2 separate regions of the Homo sapiens genome follow, and region 2 is linked to region 1. A link is a loop called in an ENCODE intact Hi-C map of the cell type or tissue named here. Cell type or tissue: Calu3. All regions are shown on one strand. Links, peaks and the distances in the headings refer to the core of each region. The heading gives the core; the rest is flanking DNA. Region 1 overlaps LINC02935 (long intergenic non-protein coding RNA 2935). Region 2 has its middle 43 kb from the start of LINC02935.

What was found. Hi-C counts contacts between places; a loop is a spot of excess contacts. Peaks named below come from ENCODE experiments on the same cell type or tissue, not always from the same donor. Only the 100,000 strongest peaks of a DNase experiment are listed, where the experiment ranks them.
Region 2: a loop joins it to region 1, with 1.8 times the contacts of the local background. A loop is called at or near these places in 2 of 110 quality-filtered maps.

Annotation. Positions count from the first base shown.
Region 1 is chr10:112,906,091-112,921,198 of GRCh38, reverse strand. LINC02935 (long intergenic non-protein coding RNA 2935) reads right to left here. Exons shown (of 3, transcript XR_001747706.2): 2 at 14,986-15,108. Among named protein-coding and RNA genes, the nearest start is that of LINC02935, 23 kb to the right of the region's middle. RefSeq lists a silencer at 5,392-5,592 and an enhancer at 7,638-8,138. In Calu3, for the core only: no CTCF peak of the experiment used is centred there; a DNase peak (open chromatin) is centred at 5,498.
Region 2 is chr10:112,840,020-112,855,127 of GRCh38, reverse strand. It overlaps a transcript of VTI1A not described here. Among named protein-coding and RNA genes, the nearest start is that of LINC02935, 43 kb to the left of the region's middle. In Calu3, for the core only: no CTCF peak of the experiment used is centred there; a DNase peak (open chromatin) is centred at 6,887.

The DNA of each region.
Region 1 (15,108 bases), core at 3,681-7,680:
CCCTCCAGAGCAGCCTCTCAGCCTGCTGAATACCACTAAGTGACATCCGTTGATACTACATGGAACGGAAGAATCTCCCAGGCGAGCCCTGCCTAGAATTGTGAGATATAGAAATAATGGCTTTGAGCCCAGGAGTTTGAGACCAGCCTGGGCAACAAAGCAATACCCCATCTCAAAAACAAAACAAAACAAAACAAAATAAAATAAAACCATGGCTGTTGTTTTAAGTCATTAAATTTTGAGATACATAGTTACACAGCAATACATAACCAGAATTAGTAGGTTTTATTATCTCTACTTTGCAGCTAGGAAAGACTAAACCAAAGCTCAGAGAGGCCAGTAAGCAGAGGCAAAATTCAATCTCAGTTTGCCTAACTCCAAAGCCTAGACTTTTCTCACTACACTGTAATGCTTGGGCCCTTCCTTGACACCCAAGCACCATCTCTGGCCTGCTCCCTGCTTTGACCTCAGGCTCACAGTCTGGCTTCATTCTCTAGACCTGTGGTCTCTGCATTGACACTTTTTTCTATACTATTGGACTTTCCAACAGACACCATCCACTTAGTCTTTCTCCACCTGCCTAATCAGTGGCCTGGCCATTGCCACCTGCCCTACAGGTACTCCTGTGTTCTGCTCTGTTATCTCCTCAGCTCAGTCTCTGCCAAAGAGAAGTGCTATGCTCTTCATTTAAACCACACACATGGCCAGATGCAGTGGCCTGTAATCCCAGCAATTTGGGAGGCCAAGGCAGGAGGATCACTTGAGCCCAGGAGTTCAAAACCAGCCTGGGCAACATAGAGAGATGCTGTCTCTGCAAAAAATAATAATAATTTTAAAATATTAGCTGGGTGTATGCCTGAAGTCCTAACTACTCAAGAGGCTGAGGTGGGAGGATTGCTTGAGCCTGGGAGGTCAAGGCTGCAGTGAGCCATAATTGCACTACCTCACTCCAGCCTGGGTGACAGAATGAGACTCTGTCTCAAAATAAAATAAACTGCACACATTTATGGAGTGTCTGCTCAGTCCCAGATATTGAACAGGTACTGAGGATGCAAACACTGCATTCCACCTCAAACAGGATGGACCATGGAAAGCTTGTGTTAGATTTGTGAACAGAGACAACCATGTGCAAACATCCAGGTGGACACCGTCCTTTCAAAGAAAGTAAGACATTGATTCCAGGTTTGTGCCATGTTCTGCAACTCCCGAAAACCTCATCAGGAGTCATCATTTTGTTTTGTTTTGTTTTAACCTATGGAGGCATTACTCACTTCTGTCCCCAGCCTGATTCAGCCACAGAGCTGATCCTCCCGCTCTAAAAGAGCAAAGCTTGGTCACCACTGAGGAATGTCAAAAGGAGTAGTGCTCGTACTCAGGACCATTTCCACTCTCTCCTTGGCTCTGGTGTGTTTCCTGTGTCTCCTCGTTTGTTATCATCTGTTCTTTCCTCCATGTCACTTACTTCTTCGGGATCTTCGGTCCTTAGGTCTTCGGGGCTAAAGAGGTAGCTGGTTCTTGGATGGCCTCAAGACTCTGGCCAAAGGCAACCTCACACTGACATTTCTTTTGTGCCCCTCCCCATCTTACTAGACAGTAAATGAAAACAGAGGACTTCCAAGACCAAGAAAGTCGAATCAGATCAGAGGGGCCATCTATGCCAGGCAAACAACTCCTCGATCAACAGACACACATACAAAATAGAATAGGAGCCACATGGGACTTTTTACATAGAAGTGAGCCCCCATTATTTTATAATCCCAAACAGAATCAAAGGAACAGAGAAGGAAGATAAACAGACACTGGCCCAGCTCTGACATCTAGTAGTTGTGTGTCTTTGGACAAAATTCCTAACTTTTCTTACACTCAACTTTCTTATCTGTAAAATAAAGATAATCAGTGTATCTACCTCATACTGTTGTGAAGATGCAATGAAATAATACATAAAGCACATAGCTCAGTACCTGATACCCAGTAAAAGCTCAATAAATGGGAGCTATTTATCGTCATCATTGTCATCATCATCATCACATCATTGTCATTTCATCATCATCATCTTTTCCAAGTTCATATATTGCATCCTCTTAGTGCCTTGAAGGTCTTGCATTTTGTACTTGCGATCAAAAGGGTTAACTCCCTGGAAGGTGCCTTCTAGTTCCTGGTAGAATGCACCTCTTAGAGCTGGATCAAATGACTTCAGGATTTTTCTTTCCAAGCCAGTGGTTAGGGGCTCTGACTGCTCCACCTACCCCAGAAAGGGGTGGGAGCCCATTCAGGGAGGAGCCAGGTGGAACTGGATTTTCTCCCCTTTGCTTTAACCCAGTATTTCTTATAGTTCTTTGTCCTCCCAAACAAAGCAAGAGGAAAACTTCCCCAACTTGTAAATACTATGGCTATAAACCCAGGTTATGGCAATGTGCTAAGTGACTTTCATCTGAGGAGGGCACAGAGCCCCTGTGCCCACGACACTGCCTGGCACAGAGGGGCATGCAGTAAATATTGTTGAGCAGATGAATGAAATGAATGAATGAGTGGATGAGCAGAATGAATGCAAGGCCTCTTTCCAGTCCAGAGAGTCATTTCATCTCCCATAGAGGCTAAGCCATGGGTCCTACTTCTCTCTTCCTGTTCTCTCTTCTCCACCAGCCTTTCCTTGTTTGCTACTGAGGCTAGGTAGGGGCTTGTAAGAGTTCTACCATCAATGGCTATTTCCCCTAAGCCTGAGAAATAGATCTATTCAAAGCAAATAATTGGACGGGCACCTATCAGATTATGCCAGATAAATAGTACTGAAGAGATCTCAGGTGATTAAGTATCAACAGCTGTATACAGGACTACTTAATGCATTACTCAATCTCTGTCAATTGAAAATGCCAATGAATGCATCTTGTGAAGGAGACAACCTCCTTTCTTAGACTGAAGCTCAGATGGGTAAGGTAAGGCGAATAATGGAAGGTTCTTATATATCAACTACATTTAGGACAAAGTCTTTCCATCTCTTTTGAGGACTCATGTCTGGGGCCTGAGAGATTAGAATATTAGCAGAGATCTGTCACAAAATGCATCAAGCTGGCTTGTTCTACAGCCAGTTTTTTTTTTTTTTTTTCATGAAACAGGCAAAAAACAAACAAACAAACAAAACAACAAAAAACTCTGCAGGCAAGCCGTCACAGATAGTGGACATTGCTTTGGTTGGAGAAAGCTCTGACTTAAGCACTTTCCTAGATGTAGAATAACATAATGCGCTTTGGGGAACACATTAAGCCTCTCCTGTTCCTTGGTAGCTGCTCTAGATTTGCATTATGCAATTCTGGATTGATATGTTAAGGACTTAATGACCCCTGTCTCCTTTGCAACATCTGAACTGCCTTATTTATGCTTACGGCTAGATGGCTCATTGTGTATGGAAACACCCTCCTCTCTTTGAATAAAAGTAAAAACAGCCAAATTAAGGAGGCTGGTTAACATTTTTCCAGGAATAATGTCAGCTGGGAATCCTAAACTGTAGATTCTTCATATATAAAATGACTATAATGATAGAACTGTGTATTTTTAGTTTACAAAGTATTTTCATACCCATTTTTTTTCATTTGGTCTTTAAGGAAATGTTGGGGGAAGGATAACTCCCCTTATCAGTGCCATTTATGGAGAAGGCAACTAAAGTTCAAAATGGGTAAAGGGGGTGCCGGGCATGGTGGCTCATGCCTGTAATCCCAGCACTTTGGGAGGCCAAGGGGAAAGGATCACATGAGCCCAAGAGTTTGAGACCAGCCTGGACAACAGACCCCGCTCTCTACAAAAAATAATACAATTAGCTGGGTGTGGGTGTGTACCTGTAATCCCAGCTACTTGGGAGGCTGAGGCAGGAGAATCACTTGAGCCCAGGAGTTTGAGGCTACAGTGAGCTGTGATCATGTCACTGTACTCCAGCCTGGGCAACAGAGTGAGACCCCATCTCAAAAAAAAAAAAAAAAGAATTAGCAAAGGAACAGAAAGCAGAAATGGGTGACTCCAAGTCTCATGCTCTTAATTTACTCTTTTTTTAAAAAAAAATCTAAGCGCAGACATAAAATTCCATTGTGGCAAAATAAGTGTAGTAAAAATACATTATCACCCTCTTTTTATTTATTTACTTTTTTTTTTTTTTTTTTTTTTTGGAGACAGGGTCTCACTCTGTTGCCCAGGCTGGAGTTCAGTGGCATGATCATGCCTCACTGTAGCCTCTAACTCCTGGGCTCAAGGTATCCTCCCACCACTGCCTCCCAATTAGCTGGGACCACAGGCATGCACCACCATGCCCGGCTAATTTTCTTCTTCTTCTTCTTCTTCTTCTTTTTTTTTGAGAGATGGTGTTTTGCTTTGTTGCCCAGGCTGGTTTCGAACTCCTGGGCTCAAGTAATCCTCCTGCCTCAGCCTCACGAAGTGCTGGAATTACAGGCATGAGCCATAGTGCCCACCCTCATTTTTTACCTTCTCATAAGGTGGTCATGACTATAAAAATCACCTGGGAGCCTTGGCCCTCACCCCCAGAAACACAGAAAGGTTGGAAGAGTGCCCAGGAACCTGCAGGTTGGTTTAATAAGCTCTGGCTGGTGATTCTCTGGGAAGTTCCTTGGGTAATATTCGGAAAGAGTTATATACCAGGCTTTTTCTTTGCTGACATGATTCAGGACAAACCAAGAATATTTAGTCTCCTCTTATCCTATCTCTAAAACAACCACCTCTGAAGACCAAATCTTGCTTATTCCTGAGATTTTTTTTTCCAGCAATTCATAGATAGTGACTGTCTTGAAGCTCTAGGCAAATTCAAACGTCAACTCTGTTGTGTTGTCTTACAGTGAGCGAGTGACTAAGAGACAAACAGCTTGAACACTCTCCATTCGGGGAACATTTACAAACATACTCAAGAATTCCACCCTGAACAACTGAAATTTCAGACTGTGGGTTGAAATATTGAGACTTTTCACGAGCAAATGTCTGTCTGAATTTTTCTTTACTAGTTATGCTGGAAATTCTATGGCCAGATGTCTATTTTCAGCAAGCAATCATGAACTCTAGAAAGCTTAAGCTGTGTGTGATATGAGTTACTAATTTACTAGATCAATTACCAAAGGGTTACAGTGGTCAGTCAAGAGAAATATGACAGCTAAATTCCACTCTGACTCCAGCCAGACATTTTTACAGGCCTCATTTCTAAGAGCCTGAGAAATTCTGCAGTTCCACTTTCACTGATTCATAAGTCCCTTCTCAATTACCCAGGGAGGGTGGTTACTGACCATCAGCATGCCCTTCCAACTCTGTTTAATAGTTACTTTAAATCATGGTTACTGTGCTTTTAGTTGTGGTTTTAATGTACTTAAAATGGCAGCTCTATGAATGAAAATAGATCCTTGCCTTTGCAGGGTACAGCGGCACTTCCCAACCGTGGCTAAGACCAGAATCACCTACGGGGCTAAGATCAGAATCACCTACGGAGCTCACATGTTAGAGACCCACCCCAGACCTAGTGACTCAGAACCTCCCGCGACGGAGCATGGGTGTGTTTGTTTATTTGTCCTTACTTTTTTTTTTTTTTAAAGAGCTTCCTGGGAGTCCCCACCCCACTAGCCCTCCCCCACCCTCACCCTTAGGAACCACTGATATATTTTTTTGCTTTTCATGGTAATAAGATCTACCATATGTGAAGGTCTCTCATGTGCTGGGGGCTTTGCCTGTAACACACCTAATTCTTCTAACAACTCTGTAGGTTAGGAATTATTACCTTGCACATATTACAAATGAGGCAACCTCCACCCAGAAAAATTTAAGCAAAATTGTCCTGAGCTACTAAATCCAAATCTCTGCTCTTTCTACATGAAAATCCATCATTATGTGAGAGGCTCAGGGAATCAGCAAGATGAATTAGTTTGCTTAGGAAAGTAGTAGATACATCATTGGATATTTTTCAGAAAAAAAGTCCTTCTCTCCTGCCCTCTGCTTTTTCTTTTCTTTTCTTTTCTTTTCTTTTTTCTTTCTTTGAGAGACGGAGTCTTGCCCTATAGCCCAGGCTGGAGTGCAGTGGTACGATCTTGGCCCACTGCAACCTCCACCTGTCTGGTTCAAGCGATTCTCGTGCCTCAGCCTCCCAAGTAGCTGGGATTATAGGCATGCACCACTATGCCTCGCTATTTTTTGTATTTTTAGTAGAGACGGGGTTTCACCATACTGGGCAGGGTGGTCTCAAACTCCTGACCTCAAGTGATCCACCACCTCAGCCTCCCAAAGTGCTGGAATTACAGGCGTGAGCCACTGCGCCCTGCCTCCTCCCTGCTTTTTCTTATCCCTTGGGTCTTAGATAGCATTTCTTTAGGGGTACTTTTTCTGAGTCCCTAACTCTGGCCAGCTGTCCCTTCTCTGTGTGCCCAGTCCACTCTGTACTGGACTTAACACATATTGTAATGTTTGTCTACTTCTTTGTCTATTCTCCCAGAGGGCAGATATTCAGACTCACCACCAAAGCCCTCACTAGTCATCTAGTTGAGTACCTGCCTCATTTAAATGCTCAATAAATATGTGTTGAATGAATGGATGAGTAGACGGATGGACAGATGAACAGATAGGTGAAAGGATGGACGGATAATTGATTGTGGGCTGAATTAACTGGCAAGGGAGAAAAACGAGGACATGACTAAGAACATTTTGTAATTCTTGGAATAGGAGAATCACACACAAACAGACTTTAGACTCCTCTTAGTCAAAGGGGTGAAGATTCAGGGCAAATGTAATTTTGCGCATAAATATACAGGAAACCTGTCATAACCCCAGGGGAATATTTAGGTTACAAACGAATGAATGATTTAACTCATCTATTGTTATTCAATAGTCATAACAATGCCACCTTGGTTTTATACAAATCTTTTTCCCCCAAAGGGGTTAAGTCACTCAGCAAAGGACAGAGTTTGTGACTTCCCATTTCAAAGAACGTTCTCAACTATCTGGTTATTCCAACTGTCTGAAAAGAAAGAAGGAGGAAGGAAGGGAGAATAAAGACCATCTGTATGGCGAAGTCGGAAGCTCCCTCACCCTATTGCTCCACAGTGGTTCATATAAAGAGAAAAGGTTTTGAAATAATGGCAGGTCTTCAAGAGTAACAAAGGGCACCTTAGGAAATAACGTGAAAACAATAATAGTGCAATGCGGCAAAGACAGTGGCATAAATACAGAGGAAGGGAACATAAAGAGGTCTGGATATTAGAGAAGGAAGCTCCTTGGAGTTACTGCCCTAGGACTTGGGTAGTCCTTGTAAAAGGGAGAGCCTCATATTATGGGCAGGTGTTCAAGAGCAATAAAAGGCAGATTAAGAAAGTTCCAGCCCAGCGCAATGGCTCACGCCTGTAATCCTAACACTTTGGGAGTGTGAGGCGGGTGGATCACTTTAGCCCAGGAGTTCAAGACCAGCCTGGGCAACATGATGAAACCCCATCTTTACCAAAAATAGAAAAAATTAGCCAGGTGTGGTGGTGTGCGCCTATAGACCCAGCTACTGGGGGGACTGAGGCAGGAGGATCGTTTGAGCCTGGGAAGCAGAGGTTGCAGTGAGCCAAGATCATGCTACTGCACTCCAGCCTGGGCAACAGACCAAGACCCTGTCTTGAAAACAAAAAAAAATCCCAAGCACACTGTGTGCCTACACACACACACCCGCCACACACCCACACCTACACACACCCACATCCACACACACACACATTCACACACACCCACACACACCCACATTCACACACACACACCCACACACACCCACATCCACACACACTCAAAAACCCCACACCCCCCACACACCCACCCCTCACACACACCTACACACCCCCACACACACCCACACACACCCCCTCACACACACATACACACCCCCACACACCCCACACACACCTACACACACACACCTACACACACACACACACACCCGTGCACGCACACACACCCCCATACACACCTACACACACCTACCCCCCCCACACACACACACCCTTACCTTAGTACCCATCTTCATTTCCCGCCCCACTCTTCCTTAATACTGCATAACAAGGAGTTCAATGTCAGATTAAACCCATTTTGAACATGAAAGTAAAGACTACAGCTCCCCCCCAAAACCAGAACATTTTTTCCTCATTATCACCTCATTAAGATGCCCCTAAGGTCCTTAATCTTTATATGACGATATCATACAAGGAACAGGTCCTGCATGCCTGCGATGAAGCATGACTGATATTTAAGCCCAACAACTCTAGAGCATTTGATTGCTTCTGCGTTTATTCAGAATGGCACTTTTATGCGAAGCCATAAAGTGGCGAATTTCCTATGCAGAGCTGAGAGTGTGTGAGTTGGGGCAGGTGGTGTATGAAGGCCTAGGGTAACCTAGAGTAGCTCTAAGCATGGCCACCGGAGCCAAACGGGAGACTACGTGTGACTTCCCTGTAAATTGCTGTATTCATGTTGCCAAATCCCAACGCTACCTCTGAGAAAAGGAAAGGAGGAGGAAGTGACGTCAATGAGGAAAAAAGTCAGATAAAAGCAAATTGTCCCTGACAAATATGAGTCATACACCTTTTAACCAAGTCGTTCTCAGAAAAGGAAGCCATTGTTAGTCGAATTTAACCTCTGAGACTACAAACGCTGCGATGCTTAGGAGATGAAACTTTATGCGGCGATGGAAGGACTCCCACCCACATAAATACACTCTGTACACAGAATCTCCAGTTTTGGCCGTAACCTCAAACTCATCTGCCATTTTGGCCTCTAGAAGGGAAGAAAAAGAACAGCTGTGACTCCAAGTCGAGTGAATGTACCGCTCCATCTCCATCAACTTAGCCCGTTTTTGGATGTGGGTAGTGAGTGATTCCTTAGTCTTATGAATGAATACTGCTAGGTAAATGCATCTTCAATTACCTATACTACCCACTTGTAGTTCTCACATTTTCTTCTTTTTTTTTAACACAATTATTAAGATATAATTTATATAATCACACAGTTCACCCATTTAAATCATACAATTCAATGGTCTTTTGTATATTACATTACTACTTCCAAAAAGTTGCTTCTAAGTTTTCTTATTAGAATTTTCAGTACTGCTGCTAAAATTAGGAAGAAAATAGACATATAGAAGAAAACGATAGTAGAAGCACAGAAGGGAAAGGAGAAAGCGAGGAAGGGACAGAAAGAAAGGAAGCCAATGGCTTCCAAAGAAGGACTTCCAAAGAAGCCAATGGCTTCCAAAGAAGGACTGCTTCAGGACTTCTCAATGTTTTAGCCAGGATTCAAGAACCGACATGGCGGCCTGTCCCCCAAAGGCAGTGGGGGAAAGGAATGGGCCTGGGCACAGTGGAGAGTTATGGAGGAAGGAACTAGAATCAGCTTTGTGGATTGGGGCTGGGAGAGGAAAAGGCTTCGAAGAGGCTCTAGGAAATCTCAACCCCTGCCCAATTTCCTGTCACTCTGCAGAGCCCTCCCCTACAGAGAAACCAGGCAAGGCAAAGACAGAATTACAGCTCAGTGACCTGAACCAGGTGCCAATTTTCAACTCAGTCCTTGTCTTGCTTCTCAAAGTGCAGCATTTAATGAGGTTAAAAAATCAGATTATTATTTTTTTTAAAATGAGAATTCAGGGAAGTTTTTGGGTTAGCTGAGCCGTATGAAAGTATTTAACCTCTGTTCAGCAAACTGCCCTTTATTCACATTTTTCCTTCTACTGTTGTTCACAAAACTGCACTTTCTCAGACAAGTTCACCATTTGGCATTGGGACCTGGTTGTAACCAGATGGTGTGTATCACCATTACAGCATACAAATCAGCCTGGAGCTTGATTTAAGGACCAGAGGATTCTTTAGGGTAAATGCTTCTGGGAAGGGAGAAGAGCAAATGTTGTTGCTCTATGAGTGACAATGTGGGCTGCTCAGATGGCAATAGATGCTGATGCTGTGCGTCCCCCCCACCATTTATAATGATTAATTCTTTGCCTGGAGACCCACACTGTTTGGGAAGGAAGATGCAGAATGTCTTCCATCCATGCTACTGAAGAGGGGCCTTTTTTGACTTTTTACAAGGTCAATGCTTTGTTTTACTCCCTTCCCAAGGGGGCACACAACAGTGGAAAAACAGGTGAGATAAGAAAACAGTAGGCTGGACATGATGGCTCATGTCTGTAATCCCAGCACTTTGGAAGGCTGAGGTGGGAAGACTGTTTGAGTCCAGGAGTTCAAGACCAGCCCGGGCCACATAGTGAGACCTCATCTCTACTAAAAATAAATAAATTTTTAAAAACAACAAAAAAGAAACGTAAATAATCAAAAAGAGAACACTATCTTCTGCCCCACATTGTCCTCTTTGTAAGCTACCAAAGGACAGAAAGCAGAGAACTTTATTCTCCAAAATTACAGATTTTTAGAACTAGGAGCCACCTGAGAGCCAGTTGTGGTAGACACCTGCCATGGCGTCCCAGCATCAGCATCCTTTCTCTCTTCCTTGTCTCACAGCACCCTGATTCATCTTTGGGAGACCAATGCTCTTGTACTCTCAGATCTTTGGATGGGGCTAACCTGCTCCTGGCTCCAAAGGGTGGACATGTAACCCAGACCTGGACAATGGGCATATTCTATCCCTCCAGCCTTAGTGATTCATTTAGGATGGACACATGACTCCTATCAGTCCAAAGATAATATTTTGGATGGACCTATTGAATAGAGGAGGTCTATTTCTGATGGTGCTAGCTGTAAGGATAATGTCGGGCTAAGCTACTGGAGTCACCATATAAAGTGGGCATAACTGACTGTGAAAGTGTGAGGATGAGGCCAAATCATGGAAACTTTCTTTGAGCCCCTGGATCCAGCTACACCTGAAACTAATATAATCTCTGAACTTTTCAGTTATGTGAACAGATACGTCCAGTTTTGGGCTTTAGCCTGTTTGAGTTGATTGTCTATCATTTGCAACGAAATGAGTCATGACTAATCCATTCCCCAGTTCTTTCTTTTCACAAACCAAAATTAGAGAATGGCTTGTTCAGCTGGGCATGGTGGCTCATGCCTGTAATCCCAGCACTTTGGGAGGCCAAGGTGGGCAGATCACTTGAGGTTAGGAGTTTGAGACCAGCCTGGCCAATGTGGTGAAACCCCTTCTCTGCTAAAAATACAAAAAATTAGCCAGGCATGGTGGTGGGCACCTATAATCCCAGCAACCCGGGAGGCTGAGGCAGGAGAATCGCTTGAACCCGGGAGGCGAAGGCTGCAGTGAGTCAAGTTTGCACCACTGCATTCCAACCTGGGTGACAGAGGGAGAATCTGTCTCAAAAAAAAAAAAAAAAAAAAAAAGAAAGAAAGAAAAAAGAGAATGGCTTGTTCAACGTCTCACAGTTAGGAACATAACTGGACTAGCATCTAAGCCCCCTGATGTCCAGTCTAGGGCTTTTTCTAAAAACGTTTTAGAAGTATTCTTCCTGTTGAAATCACCATAACGTGGGCTAACGATATGGTATCAGATTTTTTTTTTTTGAGACAGGGTCTCCCTTTGTCACCCAGGCTGGAGTGCAGCAGCTCAATCACAGCTCACTGCAGCCTCGATCTCCTGGGCTCAAGTGATCCTCCCACCTCAGCCTCCTAAGTAGCTGGGACAACAGGCATGTGCCACCACACTGGCTGATTTTTTTTTTTTTTTTTTTTGGTAGAGACAAGGTCTTCCTATGTTGCCCTGGCTGGTCTCAAACTCCTAAGCTCAAGCAGTCCACCCACGTTGGCCTCCCAAAGTGTTGGAATTATAGGCATGAGCCACTGCTCCCAGCCTTTTATCAGATTTTGACAGCGAAGTCCTGTTACGATTGACAGGAACTGACCCCTGCCTATCTGACTGTTTAATGACAGACAGTTATGACTGCCACACTGTTCCATAGTGAGAGGGGATTCAACCAAGCGTGGCTCAAACACATTATCCCTCAACCTTTCTTTCTCTAGTGGATGGAGACAGTCTATTTCCTGAAGCTTGATACGTGGGTCTGAAGTTCACCAACACATATGGTTATGGCTGTGCTGGCTGTCAAGATATTGAAATGTCCCTCTCTTGCCAGGTGTGGTGGTTTACACCTGTAATCTCAGCACTTTGGGAGGCCGAGGAGGGTGGATTGCTTGAGCCCAGGAGTTTCAGACCAGCCTGGGCAACATGGTGAAATCCCAACTCTGCAAAAAATTTTTAAAAAACTAGCCAGGCATGGTGGCATGTGCCTATAGTCCCAGCTACTTGGGAGGCTGAGGTGGGAGGATCACCCGAATCCAGGAAGTCAAGATTGCAGTGAGCCATGATCACGCCACTGCATTCCAGCCTGGGTGACAAGAGTGAGACCCAGCGTCAGAAAAAAAAAAAAAAAAAAAAAAAAAAAAAGATAAAATAAAGGAAATGTGTCTGTCCTGATTAACAAAGAACCACTGCTCTGAGCTCCCTGAGGGTTCCTTCCTGCCCTGGCCCCTCCGCCTGGGCCCCGCTTCCCCTAGACCTCCTGAGTATCACAGGGCTTAATACTTGGGTTCTGGGGAGGGACCATCCGAACCCCACTCCAGCACTATGGCCGGCGTCCCTTCTGATTGGCTGTGCCTGTGCCCAGTGGGTTATTTCAAATTTAAAATTTTAGCTCTGTACACACAAAGACACAGCCCATGCCCAGGGGGAAAAGGGAGACGGAAAAGATGTGACCTGTTTCCCCTCACTGAGAGGCAGTTTGTACCTTCTCATCTGCCCCCACAAAAGTATTGGCTCATGGTGCCTTTAACAAGGCAGTAAGTATCGGACCAGGAAACGAGTACCTCTGGGTACTAATCCCAGTTCTCACCCAAACCTCTGTGGATCCAACTTAACTTCGCTGCATCCCACGCATGAGAAGTCAGAGGCATAGTTCTAAGTCCTCGACCTGTATGAACTCATTCAGTCCTCATCTCTTCGAGGCAGACACTACTGTTGTCCCTATTACAGAGGAGGAAACTCAGGCAGAGAGGTTCGGTTACTTCAGGCTGACTTCAGAGACTTCAGGCTTAATCATGACATATGGCTACCCTTGAGGCCACATAGCACAGTGGTTGTAGCATAGACTCTGGAGTCAGAATTCTGTGGGTTCAAATCCTGGCTCCGTTGCTTGGAAGCTCTGTGACTAAGTTACCTCTTAAGGAGGAAAAAAAAGCTGTGTTAGTAACAGTGATTGGCTATAGTTATGTGTGTTCCAGATATTGCACAGGACATGATATTGCATGGGACATGCTTACACTAAAAAAAATCAAATTGAACGGACGTCCTGAATCTTATCTGGCAACTGTTTTTTTTTTTTTTTTTGAGAGAGAGTCTCGCTCTTGTTGCCCAGGCTGGAGTGCAATGGTGCTATCTCAGTTCGCTGTAACCTCCACTTCCTGGGTTCCAGAGATTCTCCTGCCTCAGTCTCCTGAGTAGCTGGGATTACAGGCATGTGCCACCATGCCCGGCTGATTTTTATTTTTTAGTAGAGACACGGTTTCTCCACGTTGGTCAGGCTGGTCTCGAACTCCTGACCTCAGGTGATCCGCCCACCTCGGCCTCCCAAAGTGCTGGGATTACAGGCATGAACCAGCACATCCAGCCTTATCTGGCAATCTTATATAGGAAGTACTTGGCACAGTGCCTGGCAGGTTAGAAATATCAAGAGATGAGAGGTGTCTCTATTGGGAATGCAGCTCTGAATGCCAGCTTGGTGGGTCTGCAGAGTGCCACTTGCAAGGAGGACCAGATTGAGACGTTCTAGGCCACCAGAGTTGGTCGAGCCTCAGTGGCTGTTTCTGAAGGCTGAGGAGAAGCCCAGGGCTGACTTTGGCTGGGGAAGAAGTGGAATCTGAAGGCAGAGCTTTGGCCTTCATCTCAGCTTTGGCCCCTGCTCTGGGTTTTGCAGTCCCCACGTAACCCTGGTGTCTGGTCTGCCTACAGAGCCTCCAGGGTAGTCCTGAGGGACTGAGCCAGGCCCATTCAGTGCCTCCTTAGCCCCGGGAGGCCAGTGCTGCTGCCATATTAACAGTTCCTGGCGGCCGCCTGGCCAGGAGGACAGCATGTCCCCAGGCCTTGGAGCACACGAAGTGATCTCTAACTAGATGTTCCCGGAACATTCTGCCGCAGTCACACAGTGCAGGAGGGAAAGTGAAAAAACAAAACACCAAAAATACCCTGGGCTCTGCACGAGGATGAGCAAAAGGGAAGGAAGAAAGGAAAACAGACCTGAAATGGAGGTTTGCACCGAGTCACACTGGGTTTAAGGGCAAACCTACAAAGAGGACGGAGGCACCCTTCAGAGCCTAAAGTCTTTCTACCATCATCTTGTCTGCCCTTACTAGAGAGCTGTTCATCCGAGACTCCAACACCTTCCAGGCCCTCTCTTCTAGACCCAGCAGCCCTTGGCAGTTCACACTCTCTGCAGAGATCTACCATCCAAGACCTTCCCAGCAGGTCCCGGGTGCCTGCAACAACGTGGGCAGGTTGTCTTAACCACTGACTGCCTCGGTTCTTCAATTGGCTAAGTTGGGATAACACCATAGTACTACTCACTCAGTAAACTCACAGCTTTTCCTCAGTGTTGCCTAATAACATAGTTGTTAAGACCACGGGTTTGTTTGTTTGTTTTGAGACAGAGTCTCACTCTGTCACCCAGGCTGGAGTGCAGTGGCGCGATCTCGGCTCATTACAACCTCCGCCTCCTGGGTTCAAGTGATTCTCCTGCCTCAGCCTCCCAAGTAGCTGGGACTACAAGCACATGCCACCACGCCCGGCTAATTTTTGTATTTGTGGTAGAGACGGGGTTTCACCATGTTGGTCAGGCTGGTCTCAAACTCCTGACCTTGTGATCCGCCCACCTTGGCCTGACAAAGTGCTGGGATTATAGGTGTGAGCCACTGTGCCCAGTCTAGAGCATGGGTTTTTAAGATAGACCAAACTTTGCATTCTGGCTTTGCTGCTTACCTGCGCTTTGGGGCAAGTGTGCTGTCAACCTCTTTGTGCCTCAGTTTCCTTAGCTGTAAAAAGGATCTGCTCACACCTCTGCTTCATTGGACTGTTGTAAGGAACCAGCTCACATATTCAGGT
Region 2 (15,108 bases), core at 4,801-8,800, 67 kb after region 1:
CGAGCTTCCCATCCCAGGTCGAGCTTCCCATCCCAGGTGGAGCTTCTCCAGCTCCTTCCCAGTTGGTGCAGGAAGGACTTTAAGCCCAAGCTGACTTGGGAAGAACTGGCAGAACTCTTTGGAGGCCCACAGCAGGCAGACTCTCTGTGAACTCAAAGAATCCTGTGGTTACTGACCCATTCTTGGCTCCTTCCCCTCCCTCACTGAGGCCCGGAAGGAGAGCCCCAGCTGGTACCATCTCCAGGGTGGGCCAGCTTTGAGCTGCAGGAAGGAAGACGGGAGTGCAGGATTCTAGAGGCGTTCTCTGCAGCAGGCGGCCCAGCAGACCCCTAGTGAATCTCCTTCTTATCGCTTCCCGATTGCTCTCCCTACATACTGGTGTCGCCTCATTCCAGACACTGGTTTTCTTCAAGCTGGTAATGCCTTTCATGGTGCTTCCATGCAGAACATTATAGATGATCTTGTCCCACTGAGGCATGGCAGGTATAGTGTCCTCCATCTTTCATAAGAGGGAACTGAGAAACAGAGGGGAAATGAGACGGTCGAAAGTCACACAGCCATGGAACAGCAGTGCTGGAAATCAGTTCTGTTCACTCTGCATGATCTCTGGGCGGCCGGGGCCCAGCTGGTGACTGTAAGTGGGGGTCATGGTGGCCTCCCCTCCGAAGCATTAGAGACATCTATAGTGGTTAAGAGCACAGGCTTTGGAGTCAGGGAGACCTGAGTGAAATTCTTGACTCTATCCCTTAATAATTGTGTGGTCTTGATCAAGTTTCTTAATTGTTCTAAGCCTGTTTCTGCATTTGTAAAACAGGGCTACTGAACTTGGGCTAATGGACTTAGTTCCCACCTGACAGGAAGCAATAAACAGCAGTGATACTGCTAGTACTTATTATTGTTAGAAGGCTTTGTGGCCAGCAGGCCTTTGGAATAGCCGGTGTGTTTCCTGTGGAACCCACTCAGGAGCATCACTACTGAGTTCAGACTCTGTCCATGTGAACAGTGTTCCCTGGAGACCTGGCTCAGTATCATATGAGGACCCAGGGAGGCAGCCAGACATGGCTAGCTGCCTCCAGCTCTAGGTTCATGCTGAGCAGGGTGGAGAAGAAGGGAGGCCTGGAGCTGAGGATGTCTGCTGAGAACTTCTCGGAGGATCTGAGGATCTTCTGTGCTTACCAATACAGAGTCACAGGGGAGGCAGCAGGTCCCTCAAAGCCAAGGCTCTTCCTACGTATGCTTCTAAAACAAAATCAGTGGCAGTCTGATGGAGAGAGGAGTCCACGGAGTGTAGCAGCTTTGCTGTGTAGAAGCTTGGGCCAGAGCTTTTGGTAAAGGGCCACAGCTGGAGAATCTGTTGCTTTTGTTCCTTATGATGAGTTTTTGGCAAGTTTTGTTTTTATTTTTAAAGAAATTTCACTTTTCCTCCATTGAAATGGATAAAACACTGCTCACCCATCTGTGTGACTCAAGGAAATGCTTGAAAAGCAGAGAGGTCTTGAAGAACAACACGAGGTCTCAGGAGACTTGACCATCGATGTTTGCCACTGGCCACCTGTGGAATGTGGGTACAGTCCATTACCTTTTGAAGGTCACTTGTTCAGCAGGGCAAGGAAGAAAGGGTGAAATATTTGTGAAACACACATGATGGACTAAGCACCTTGCCCCTCGCCTCATGAGGTATGTCCTGGTATCTCCAGTATATAAATGCAGAATCCAGGGCTCAAAGAGGCTACACACCTTGCCCACTATCAGACCCTGCATCACTTGGAGTTTGATGGCTGCAAGCAACAGAAACTCATTCTTAAAGACTCAAGAAAAAGCTGAGCAAGCAGGTCTTGCAAGGACAAGGATGTGGGCAGTTCTGGGGTTGGAGGTAGTAGGAGCTCACAGACATGGTCACTGGAGATTGCAGGCGAAATAGTGAGCTTTAACTTGTCACCCCATTCAGAATTTACCCCCCTGGAAGAGTGAGTCTTATGGATTTGGCCAGGTTGCCTGGCTGTACCTTGGACAAGGAGAACATGGCACTTTGAAAGACAGCCCTGGCCGGGCGCGGTGGCTCATGCCTGTAATCCCAGCACTTTGGGAAGCCAAGGCAGGTGGATCACGAGGTCTGGAGTTCGAGACCAGCCTGGTCAACATGGTGAAACCCCATCTCTACTAAAATACAATTAAAAAAAAATTAGCTGGGTGTGGTGGTGTGTGCCTGTAGTCCCACTTACTCGGGAGGCTGAGGCAGAGGAATTGCTTGAACCTGGGAGGTGGAGGTTGCAGTGAGCTGAGATTGTGCCACCACACTCCAGCCTGGCGACAGAGCAAGACTCTGTCTCAAAAAACAAACAAACAAACAAAACAAAACAAAACCAAGAAAGACAGTCCTATCCAGACTGAATGCAATGGGAGAGGAGCAATCCCCAGAGGAAAACTGGGGTGCTGTTACCAAGAGCAAAGGAGGGGACACTGCACTGCGAAGCAGATATGCACCATAGACATCCATTGGTCACAAAAGGTGAGTGGCACAGGTCAGTGACCCAAAGCCCAGAAGGGCTGCCAATAATGCCCACGTGCCAACCCCCACCTCAGGAGCCTTCACTTCTCTGTCCAGACTTGCGGCTTCCTCTTTAGTGGGCCCCATGATGCTGGCACTGCTTAGAAAGGGTTCATGCCCTGCTGGAGAGGAAATCTCCAAAGAAGGCAGAGAATTGGGAAGTGAAAGAGATACAGCAATAATTTAAGAGCAAGAGAGTGCCATGGAGAAGTGGGGAGGGCCTGTGGCTTTCTCAACGTGGGAAAATGACAAATCACTAGGAAGTTTTGTGGGGGAAGGGGAGCAGATAGGGACCAAACATGGGGAAGAATTAGAGGTGTAGGAATCATTGGAATCATCTAAAATTTAAAAGAAGCCACAGTATACTTTATCTACTCAGAAGTATTTGAGGTGTCTTATATTATAACATATTTAATCCATGAGAGTATTAACTTAAAAATTGTGAATTTAAAGAAATATAAAATGGGATGGTATATAATTAAAAATCTGGGAAGTTTCAAATTTAGCTTAGAGCTTCCTGGTAGCTAAGGCAAAAAAGGAAACATGATTGGTTATATAATTCTCATTTTCATTTTATTTTTTTCTTTTGTCTCATAAAAGGAAGTGAATCTGCAAGTCAGAAAACACAACATTCTCTTAAGTTATAAAGAAAAATTAACATGGTGGGATATTAAATATTCAATGGAAAGATTTTTCAGTGTAATTTCACTGAGGTTGAGAAACAGTCTTCCTACGGCCATTATCATATGAAGTGTGGTGGAAAGTAAAGAGTGTTCCTGCCAAGTGCCCCTCCCTGAGCTGGAAAGGTTCCCTACAGTTCTCAAGTTCAAATGCGTCTCCCTAGTTCAGAAGCTTCAGTTCAGAAGCCCCTGTATGGCTTCTCAGCTCTTCCATCTCCTGCAAAAACCAATTCCTGCGCTCACATCCCTCTGTTTTCAATACTTTCTGGTTTCTTTTTCCTGGGTGGACTTTGCTGGGTGTGCTCACTAATTGATGTCCAGCCTTAACCCAAACACCCTTGAGGAAGGGGCACCCCTTACTTCCCAAACAGAGCAGCCTACTTCATCTCAAAGGCAGGGCTGCCTGAAGGTGCCACTTCCACAGGGGTTCAGCGTGTAGACAGAATCTCGATTGAAGGAGGTACTAGAAAGATCTTTCTGGGCAGGGGAAGAAGCATATGAAGGTTTGTCAATTACCATGAGTATGACACATATCATGTCAATGTGCCATGAGCACATTGTCTAGTTGGAAGAGAGGCTATGTTTACTCAACAGACACGTTTTCAATCATTATCATTGCCCTAATATCACAGGCGACCCAGAAAAGGAATGCATGTGGCCCAGGCTCTGAAGGAGCACCTTGAAATGATTCAGTCAAATGCTCTGAGACTTTTAGGATCACCCCACACACTCTCTTAAGTTCTGCTCCAATCTGAATGCCTGAAAATACAATGGATTTTATGTGTCTGCTATAGTTTCTGTTTGCAAATGCAGGCCTTCATCTTAAAGCCAATCTTCCATGTGAAAGCAGAGTTCGGAAGGAAACATGCGCCTCTGTCTTGGGAGGAGCTTCAGTCTCAGGTGCTGCAAGGTGGACTAATCTGACACACTAGGGCATAAGAGAATTCTCAGGAGAGGCTGAGGTTTATTTGAATCAACTGGCATTTCTTTGGAAAGTTGGGGAAAGGGGCAGATCCAGGTTTCGTAGGGCATGAAATCAGGGTCGGCTTCATGGACATGCCACCTGCACAGTTGCACAGGGCCCTGTGCCAAGAAGGCGCTGGTGTTGCTATCTTCAAAGTTTTAGTTGTTTTTGAACAAAGGGCCCCACGTTTTTATTTTGCACTTGGCTGCCCAAATTATGTAGCTGGTCTTTTGTGACACTTATATGATTTGGGGGGCCCTCATTTTAAAAACAACACAAAATAAGAGAAATAAAATTAAGTTCCAAGTCTTGGAAGAGGTACCTAGGAACAGAAGGTGCTCTGCAGAAACTTAAGTTTCATTAACTTCACAGAAAATCTGCTTCTGGTTGGGGAAGGAGTGACCTCCACAGTAGTCTTCAAATTGTGGTCTTGGGAGTCTTGGGGGTTTAGTGAATGGGGTGTCAGGTGGACCTCTCTTTGCTCCCCCTCACCCTCTTCTTTACCCTTTACTTTAACCTAATTTCACTTTGTTCTGAATTAGAAATTGAGCTTCAGGCTGTTTCTTTTTTTTTTTTTCCTTTAAAGGTGCCATGACTCACATAGTTCGAAAACCACTAGTTAGACAAACCACATCACACCAGGCTTTTTGTTGTAGGGAATTGTCTTATTTCAGAAGGCCCCAGGTGACCCGCTGACCTGGGGTGTCTCCAAAGCCAGGTAATAATAGGCCGTGCTCTAATCTAAGGAGACTTTGCTGTATTTGCAGAGAGCTTTGAAATGTTCTGGGAAAAACGCTGATCAGATGTGCAAGGTATTATATTCACGGAGAGAAAAACCCTCCCAACTCTTTATAAAATGGATTAAGCTAGTTTCTAAAGGCTGCAGGTTTGTGTGATCTTAATCCCACTCCTTACTCCTGATCCACCACCTTCCTCTTTTGTTTCCAGGATGTGCACCTTCCTGGGTGAGGGCCGGGACGCCTTCCGGGGGAGCCCTACCCCTTCCCAGCTCTCCCCTTAGGAAGAACTAAGGGACACCCTCGCCCTTGCACCCACCTCGCCAGGGCTGCCTTTTTCTGTGGGCACATTTCACATTCACAGGCTCTGATCCGATGGAGGGAAATCTGAACAAAATATGGTAATGATGCCATTGTGCATTCAGCGACTCAGACTGGAGCAGCAGATGGGAAAAGTTGCGGATCACAACCCCATGCAATATTTGACAGAATATCAGTCAAATATAGTTCACCCAGATCCATGTTTCTGTCAGTCCCTCTTGGCTAGAGTTAATTTAAAGTGACAAGAATGACATTAGCTCTTTTCAGAGGGGTAATTCCTTCCTCAGGGCTGCCCCCTCCAATGGATACCCAGGCAGAGCCCTCCATCATCGAAAGGCGGGTTTTCTAAGAAGGGACCAGCCCTAGACCAGGAGTCACCATTCAAGACCTGTGCTGGTCAGTGTGCTGGAGGTTCAGTCTATTTCACTGTGGAGGAAGGAGCGAGGTTGCCCCAGGCTCCAGCTCCCTAGAGGGGTCGTCTCCACAAATGGGGTTTCAGGACTTGTAACCTTACCTCAGGGCTCAGGCAGAGAGAGCCCCACTGCGGGATGAATGCCCATGTGTGAAGACAATTTAGAAACATCTCCAGCAGGTGGAGGGCTCTGAGCTGGCACTGCCACCACTTGGAGTCTTAACAGTTGCAGATGAACAGCTTAGCATGTGTTGTTTTCCATTTGTTCTTCCTTGGTTCCTTCTGTCTTGCTACACCATGTACAAAAACTCACATAGTGTTGATAACTTTTGTAACTGGTCGATTCCACCAGCACTTGTGCCTTCTAAGGCTGCTTCCTGCCAAGACCTCAGTGGGTGTCATGACCTCCAAAGTTGGTCATGGGTCCAGAAGCTGGCCTCACCCCACCATCAGATCAATATGTGTGCATGTTGGGAACTGCATGTAGAAAGTTGGCTTTGCTCCTCTGTTTTTAAACCAGGTAGACCCACCCACAAATCATGGCTACCAACCATGAAAGATGACCCCCTACCCTTTATGGCTAGTGAACTCCTATTTGCCCTTCAAAATCCATCTCAATGGTCACCTCCTCCTGGGGGCCTTCCTGAATACCCCCAGAAATTATCATTCCCTTCCTCCTCAGGGCAGTCTCTGGGCTCCGTATGTACTTCTGTTTCTACACTATCAAAAGGCATCATAATCACTTTTTTGCTTCTCTGGCTTCCCTTTCTGGTTGTGGTCATCAAGAATTAACAAGTGTTTGCTGGACTGAATAATTGAATTGTTTCTTGAATAAGGTAATAGGCCAGGAGACCTTATCCACAGAAAACGTATGGTTTCCTGTAACTGCCATGATCTGTGTCTCCAGCCTGTGATATTAAATATGATCACTTCTGTTGTTTCTCATGAGACTCCCCATTTGCTGGAAGTCTCTCTTGAGGTTTCTCTGCTCTCCAAGGTCTGACCAGGGTCATTTGCCAGGGACTGTGTCATCAGGTCATCTGTAACTGACAGCAGGGGTGGGGTTCTGTGTCTGGAATTGCCCTAGTCATCGTTGCCTATCCCTTAATGGGTCCAGCTCAAGGGCTCCTCATCAAAGGAGGAGATTGAAGACCAATGGCATCTCCAGTCTGGGGCCCAGAAATGGCTAGTTAATTAATTACACCTGGCCACACAAAGAACTGGTTGGGCAGGTGATCCCAGCACTGCTGCCAGTTACAGAACTACAAGCAACTGACAAGGAGGGGATTGGGAGAGCTGGCCAAGAAGCTGGGAAGAGCCTGTTGAAACAAAAAGACAAGACCTAAAGTCTCATGATGGCGGTTGTGTCTGGGAATGTTTCAATTAGCTATTGTTGTGTAAAAAACTACCCCCAAATCTTAGTTGCCTAAAACAACAGTTTATTATTTTTTTTCTCATGATTCAGCATTTTGGATTGGGCTTAGCTGGGTGGTTCTTCCGCTCTATCTGGTGTGTGCTTGACTGTCCAAGATGGTTTCTTCTTTACTTATATGCCTGGTGCCTCAGATAGGAGATATGTTTCTTCAGTAACTAGGCACAGTGTCTGGCACCCAAGAGATTCTAGGGAAATGTTCAATGGTAGAATGAATAAATGAGGGTACACAAAAGCATAGGGTTTGTAAGAGAGAATAACTAAGTTATCTCATTTGGCATGGTGAATGGTGGGTGCTGTGATGATCAGAAAGATTCTCAGGATGATTAGGAAAGAATGTTCCCTGAGGATCTCTAGATGAAGTCAGGGCCTGGTCTTCTTTCTTGGCAGCAAGAAGGAGCTGCATGTAGAATGTAGCCTTTAGAGCCTGCTCAAACTGTAGAAACAGGGAAAGGTTGAGTGATTCAGTGGCTCTTGTAATCCTGGGAATCAGAGGGCAACCCTCCTTGCTCCTGATGGGAAACAGAAATTTGATTCCCATTCTTGCTTGAGTTTCTGGCTTTGCTTGTCAGACTTTTGAGGGGATAGAAGGAAGAGGTGACATAGAAGAGAGTGGGAAAGTTAGGTGTTAAAGGAGAACTCTGGAGTATTAAGACAAATCCTAGGAAATTCGGTCTGCTTGAAGTGCCTGAGGCCTCTTGGGAAAAAGGTAAAGGGAAATAGGGGGTGATGGTCAGCTCTCTAGAGCACCAAGGGAGATTAGCGGCTGCTCCAACTACCAAAGAGGAATCCCACACAACAGTCAAAAACTTACTGAGGGAGGAGAGACCCCGCAGCTGGAGGACACTGTTCAACAGAAGAAACAAACATAATTTGAAGGAAATAAGCTCCTGTCATCCATTTCTCTCAATTCTTTGGATCCTGGTGACAGCAGGAGCCAACCCTTCCAACAGTAGCTGTGTTAGCTATCCATTGCCACTGTAACAAATTACCAAAACTAGTGGCTTAATACAATACAGGCTTATTATCTTACAGTTCTGGAGGTCAGAAGTCTAAATCAAGGCATTGGCAGGGCTGCATTCCTCCTGGAGTCTTCACCTGGTGAGACTTCCTGAACCAAAGTATATCTTGGGTCTCTTCCAAGTTAGACTTTCTAGAATCACCGCTGTTCAATATGGTAGCCAGTAGACAATTTGGCTATTAAAATTAAACACCCAGTTCCTTAGTTCCACTGGCCATATTTCTTTTTTCTTTTTTTTTTTTTTTTTGAGACGGAGTCTCGCTCTGTCACCCAGGCTGGAGTGCAGTGGCGCGATCTCGGCTCACTGCAAGCTCCGCCTCCTGGGTTCACACGATTTTCCTGCCTCAGCCTCTTGAGTAGCTGGGACTACAGGTGCCCGCCACCATGTCCAGCTAATTTTTTGTACTTTTAGTAGAGACGGGGTTTCACCATGTTGGCCAGGATGGTCTTGATCTCCTGACCTGTTGATCAGCCCGCCTCAGCCTCCCAAAGTGCTGGGATTACAGGCGTGAGCCACCACATCCCGCCCACTGGCCATATTTCAAATGCTCAGTTGCCATACACTATTACATAGCACGAGTTAGTTCTATTGAACATCATCACGGAAAGTTTTATTGGCCAGTGCTGTTCCAATATCAACAGTGCGTGCTTGTGCCAATCTCCCGCCTGTCCAGCTTGTGCACACATCAGCCACTCCCAAGGCCATGAGGTATCCATTTCTGTAAGATGGGACTTCTTATGCCCCTTTTAGGGGAAATGCAGTTCAAGAGGAGATCCAACAGAACATGAAAGTTCTGATAATAGGATTCAGGCCTTGGTGCCTGGGGAAAGACCCCCAAAATAAATGGTGAACAGGATGGAAGATGACTCGCTTATTTTGGGAGTAAACTCTCCTATCTGTTACGCAAGTTCCCATCCTGCCAGGCTCTGCCTCGAGCCCTCTTCTCTTCTCCAGAAAGGACATCAAAATTCCCACCTCTGTCTTCTTTTCTTTTCAGACAGAGCCTCGCTCTGTCACCCAGGCTGGCGTGTCGTGGTGTGATCTTGGCTCACTGCAACCTCCGCCTCCCGGGTTCAAGTGATTCTCCTGCCTCAGCCTCCCAAGTAGCTGGGATTACAGGTGCGTGCCACCACGCCCGGCTAATTTTTGTATTTTTAGCAGAGACGGGGTTTCACCATGTTGGCCAGGCTGGTCTCGAATTCCTGACCTCAAATGATCTGCCTGCCTCAGCCTCCCAAAGTGCTGGGATTACAGGCGTGAGCCACCATGTCCGGCCCCCCACTTTTGTCTTTTGGTCATCAGCTCCACCTTGGGAGAACCTGGGGCTCGTCCTGAGTGAAACAGCTCTGACTTTCCTCCTCCTCCCGCGGAGGCTTTTCCTCCAGCTCAGCCCTCAGTGCCCTGAAATCTGTCTCCAAGGAGCTCTCAGGAGAGACGAAGCTACCGCTTCTCCCGTTTGTGGGTTACTTTTCCTCCCGGGGAGAGGGTCGCTGCTGCGCAAGTTAGTTCTGAAAGCATTTCTCTAGAGCCAGGCATTAATGAAGTCCAGGCAGCCCCTCTTCCTTGGTGGGGGAATTCGGGAACCAGAGAACAGGTGAGACAGGTGGATTTGCGGACCACAAGCCCCGCCCTCTCCAGCCACCTGTGCCAACCTGGAACAGCCAATGGGAGAATGTGCTGCCCCCAGGATTCAGCCAATCAGCAGGCGAGGTCTGTGCATGCTCTGTGTCTGCCTGGCCGTCCTGCCCCAACTTGTGCAGAGAAAGGCCGTTGGGTGCGGGTTTCTGCCACGTCCAGGCAAGACCCCAGCCAGAGGACCCCGCAGAGCAGGCGTGGAATGGTGGACTCGGGCCACCATTCTTCAAACACGCCCTCCCAGGCCTCACACCAACTCTGCCCTTTCTCTCCGCCAGGGAATAATGAAAATGAACTTGTCCTCTTCCCGAACCGACATATTTTACGGCTGACACGGTCATAGTCCTCTGGAGTTGACATCAGTGGGACCTCGGTGAAACTGCAGCGGGAAGAGGAACAGAAGGGTTCCTATTCCCCAAGATGGAACTCCAAAGTACATTTTGAGCAGAAAACCCTATGTGAATGGTTCCTCCTGCCTTTTCTTGCCAACAATAATAAAAACTGTCCAGTCATCGCAGTGACATTAAAAACAACAACTCAAAGCAGCATGTTCTCATTTCTCGAAATTTTGCGCTGCACAGTTAAGAGGAGGGAAAGGGTGAATATCTCTCAACTCTAGGATGTCAAACTACATTTTCCATGGTTCAATGTGATTTTCAATTATAAAAAAGGATTACACGCCAGGCGTGGTGGCTCACGCCTGTAATCCTAGCACTTTGGGAGACTGAGATGCGTGGATCACCTGAGGTCAGGAGTTCAAGACCAGCCAGACCAACATGGTGAAACTCCGTCTCTACTAAAAATACGAAAATTAGCCGGGCGTGGTGGTGGGCACCTGTAATCCCAGCTACTCGGGAGGCTGAGGCAGGAGAATCGCTTCAACCCGGGAGGTGGAGATTGCAGTGAGCCGAGATTGAACCACTGACTCCAGCCAGGGCGACAGAGCAAGACTCCGTCTTGGCTTTATCGTCCCCTTCTCCTTTCCATGACCTCAGAGCCTCTCATAATGAAAAGATCCAGGCTTCATGTTTGGTTCTCAACTCAAGTTTGGAAGTTAAGATGGAGATTTGCAACTCATTTCTTTGGAAGACAGGGGATGGGAAAAGAAATGAGGAAAGGAAGTGGAAAGAGAAGAAGAGCTGGTGTTTTAGAGGGAGACAAAACAAGCAGCACCAGAGAATGGTATATCTGGAAGGACTCCAGGGGGGCCTTTTGTTTATCCAGAGGTTCTTGAGCCTTTAATTTTTATTTATAGCAGCAGACCCTTTTCCCTTTTTTTTCAGATGACATCTTAAGCCAAAGCACAATATCTAAAACAGATAAAATAATGCCTCTCAAAGCCCTATGCCTTGGCATTCCTCTAACCTTCCTCCTCCTGAACACCCCAGGGCTCCTGGGCACACAGTCTGCAAACCATGGATCTAACCCAACTCCTAAATATGCCCATGAGGAAACCAAGGTACAGAGAGGGGAAGTAATTAACTGGAGATGGGGTGGGGGAAGGCTTCTCTAAGATCACGTGGTAGGCCTGGAGGAGCTGGGCCTGGAAGCTTAGAAGTGAAATGAGATAAGGACAGGGGATTGGGGGTGGTTATGAAAGAGCTGACCACATGATGACCTTGAGGAACGTGACTGTGTGGACTGTGAAGAGCAGAGTTCCAGGAGGCTGGAGACCCCCACGGCTTCCTCAATGTTCCTGCCCTGTTTTTCATTAGCTGCTCTAATTCTGAGGTCCCTCTTGAGCACCAGGTTTATGGGTGTTAACTCCACACATAGATGGTTACAACGTATATGTTTGACTCAGGGACAAAAGAAATAAACGCTGTTAGCAGTCACTTTAGAGAACTTTCCAATCATCAGTTTAGAGCAGGAGTGCAAGTGTGTTGCATACGATTCCTCACATTAATTCCACACCCATGACAGGCATTGCTAATCAGTCGTACCACCTTTTCCTGCTCATCCTATATACAGCCTCAAAATTATTTTCCACACAGTACTCTGGTCAGCCATTACCAATGAACCAGGAGCTGGCCCTTCAGATAAAATCTCTCTGCTCTTCCTGGTTTGTGGCTTTGCTGAATGTTGTCCTTAGCATCATGGTCACACACTTCTACAGTCTGCATCTCAGGGGAGAAGCCTGGAACTGCATTTCCCAGAATCCCTTTCCCTGTACAGCTTCACATTAGAGTCAGCCAATGAGAGGCACTGCTGGGAGAATTGGGAGGCGAAGAAGGAGAATCACTGTCATTCTCTGGGGGCAGCTGCAGCTTGACCCATGGGTAAAACCCAAAGCCTTGAGAATCGCATGCTCTGGTGCTTCCAGCTGTTGAGGTTGGTGGCTGCAGCCACCACTGAGACTGCTGGGTTCTTTGCAGCTTCTGGGTGAGCTCCCGTAAATCACCAGTCTCTGGCAGCTGCTGGCCTGACCTTTGTTTCCCCAGCCTTTCCAGTGATTGTGTAAGTATCCAATTCCCTGTATTGGAACCCTTCCTACTTGGAATACCCAGAGTGGCTTCTGTTTTCATGACCAACCCCCCTGACAGCTACAGTTCCATTAACACCTTAAGGGCAGGGAACAGAACTTGGTTGCAAGATGGATATTCTCCATGTTGCCAAACATGAAAGGTGGATGCTTGCTGCATTTGCTCCCCGTTTTCTGTGTTATGTCTGTGATCCACCTACACGGAGTGCAGAAAAGGAAGCAATGACAGGGAGACTGCCAAATAATCAGAATAATAGCATCATAGAATTTGGAGCTGAAGGACCTTTATACAGAAACAGCTTGGTTCTTTTCATTTTATTGATGGGAAAAACTGAGGCCCAGAGAGGAGAGTAGTGCCAGTTAGTCCCAGAGCTGGGGCTGGAAGCCAGGCCTGCTGACCTGGACCAGTTCTCATCCTTGGACCTCAGGATCTCAAATAAGGAGATTCATGTGATCTTGTAAGCAAGGCACAGCCAAGCTGAAATGTGTCCCATGGCAGGCTGGCTACTTTGATGTGAGCTAGTAAACACCTGGCTGTAATGGGAAGCCAAGGTGAGTGATCAGAGATGAGTTCTCCAGCCTCCCCAGGATGGGGGAAGCAGGGTGGGGCAGGTCTCATGAAAGCATGAGAATATGTAAGCCACATTTCCCTAATCCTAACCCTACTGTGGAAACCCTATCACTTTTCCATCTGGTAACAGGCATCTCATTTTAAAGAACTCCTTGTTTCTGCGAACCTGGGAGGCGGAGGTTGCAGTGAGCCGAGATTGCACCACTGCACTCCAGCCTGGGAGACAGGGTGAGACTCCGTCTCAAAAAAAAAAAAAAAAAAAAAAAAAAAAAGGAAAAAAAAAAAAGAAAAGAACTCCTTGTTTCTGTATCCAATTGTTGGAAACCATGTCATGAAATTAAAATCAACTATGTTGCTTGCTTTTTGTAATCATTCTCTTGCCTCCACCGGCCTTGGGCTTGTGGGCTGCATCAGAGCAGATTCCTAGTGGCAAGCCACTGGTTTAGCAGAGACGGGATTTATTGGAAGACTATTGCGGAGCGATAGAATTATCAAGAGGGCAGAAGACTGTTCCTGGAAACTACACCCTACTCAGTGGATGCCACCGGGGATGCTGCCAAACCCTGGTGACTGAGCTCCCACTGCCCCCACCATAGAGTGCCGCACCCCACATCTGGTGCTGCTCCTCTGAAAGTGGCTGTGACTGCCATGGGCAGGGCTGGAATGAATTCTTCACCACCTTTCTATTTTGTGATGACAGCTCCAGATTCAGACGCCCACTTTCCCTGGTCCCTGGCAGCAAGAGGGTCCTCTAGTGGGCTCTGATGTTGGCCAGCTGCATGACCAATGCCCCTTGCACCATCTTGGTGGTGTGGCTCCCAACGCCCCTCTTCTCTCAATCAAGGGTAATTTCTTTGTATCCAAACTGCCTGAAAGCCTACATTAATAGAGTTTCTCTGGACTCAGGGCTTTGCCTCCTATTAAAATATAAAGACTAAGTATGGATGAACAGCAATTCGGTTGTTTTCCAGAACACCCTCATCTAGCCTTCATACATGGGATGATGCACTAATGGTTTTGGGACCCACACCTTGTGATAGAATGTCACTTACCCTGTTAGCCCTTTGGGAAACTACCTTTGCTTCCACTGAGGTGGGGGCCTAGTTGGGGAGAGGGTCACAGCTGCAGATCCCAGGAGTCCCGCAGTGTCTTTAGTATCCCCTAGGAAAGCCCTGGGGTGAAGCTAGTGCGCTGAGGACTCCAGAAAGTGGTTCGCTCTGGGGGGTGTGCCTACATGCATCCTCCTGAACAGTTTTCTGAACCTTTGGCCTCTCACTTTGGTGCTGGCTGAGATGGCCGCACATTATCACCACCACTTCTGGCTGCTAGTTTCTGTTGAAGGCACATGTCCTAGATGGCAGGTGTCGTGCTAAGCATCTAACCCCAATTAGCTCATTTAGTCTTCTCCGCTTAACAACTAAGACAACTGTCACCCAAGGCCAAGAGCTAGCATGGGGTTGGGATTTGAACCCAGGCAAAACCCACTCTCTTCCCATTATACTAGTGGCCTCCTTCCCCAAAATATAGCCTCTCCCTAATCCCACCCCCTCAATACCATACATAAAGAAATACAGAATTTTATTAGGCTCACTTTCCCCCCAGGGGTCTAGTTGTTCTGGGAACCAGCCAATTCTTAGGGCACCTGTGCCTACCTCACAGCTCAGGGTTTGGAAACTCTTGGGCAAGCAGGCAGTGGGGCAGCTGCCCAGGGGGTCTCAATGGGTAGGGACAGAACCTCACTAAGCACCTGTTGAGTGCTAGGGAAGCAGTAGGAGCTTTTCATGCCTCGGCATTGTGGAAATAAATGATAGCAGCCAATGAGAACAAGCGAAGGCTATTTGTTCTGAGTTTGCTGTAGCAAAGGAGTTAGCCTAGCCACCATCACTTGTGTTTTGGCAGAGACTCAGAGACAGGCAGAGGAGTGGGAAGCCTTCGGTGTGCCCTGAGTGGAGGCTGTTGGGTTGGGGGACTCGTGGGTGGGATAACTAGAAGGGGGCATCCTATCTAACTGGTTGGGGTGCATATTTGGCTTTCTCTGGATGGTCCTAAGTAGGAAATGGAGACAAAAATTAGGGAAGCTGTCAGCTGTTAATCAAGTCCTGGCCATTTATGGTAGATTGTGGCAGGGGTTATTGTTTAGTTTCTGGATTTCACCAGAGATAGCAGCCTGGCTTCCCGTCATTCCAGCTGGCTTCCTGGGCTGTTTGTGTAGCTAAGGGGTTGGTTTCCTGGCCAGGTTGCTGCAGACTGTGGGGCAGAGTCCTGTTTTTATATACAGCCTGGCCCTCCTCCATTTGTGTATCC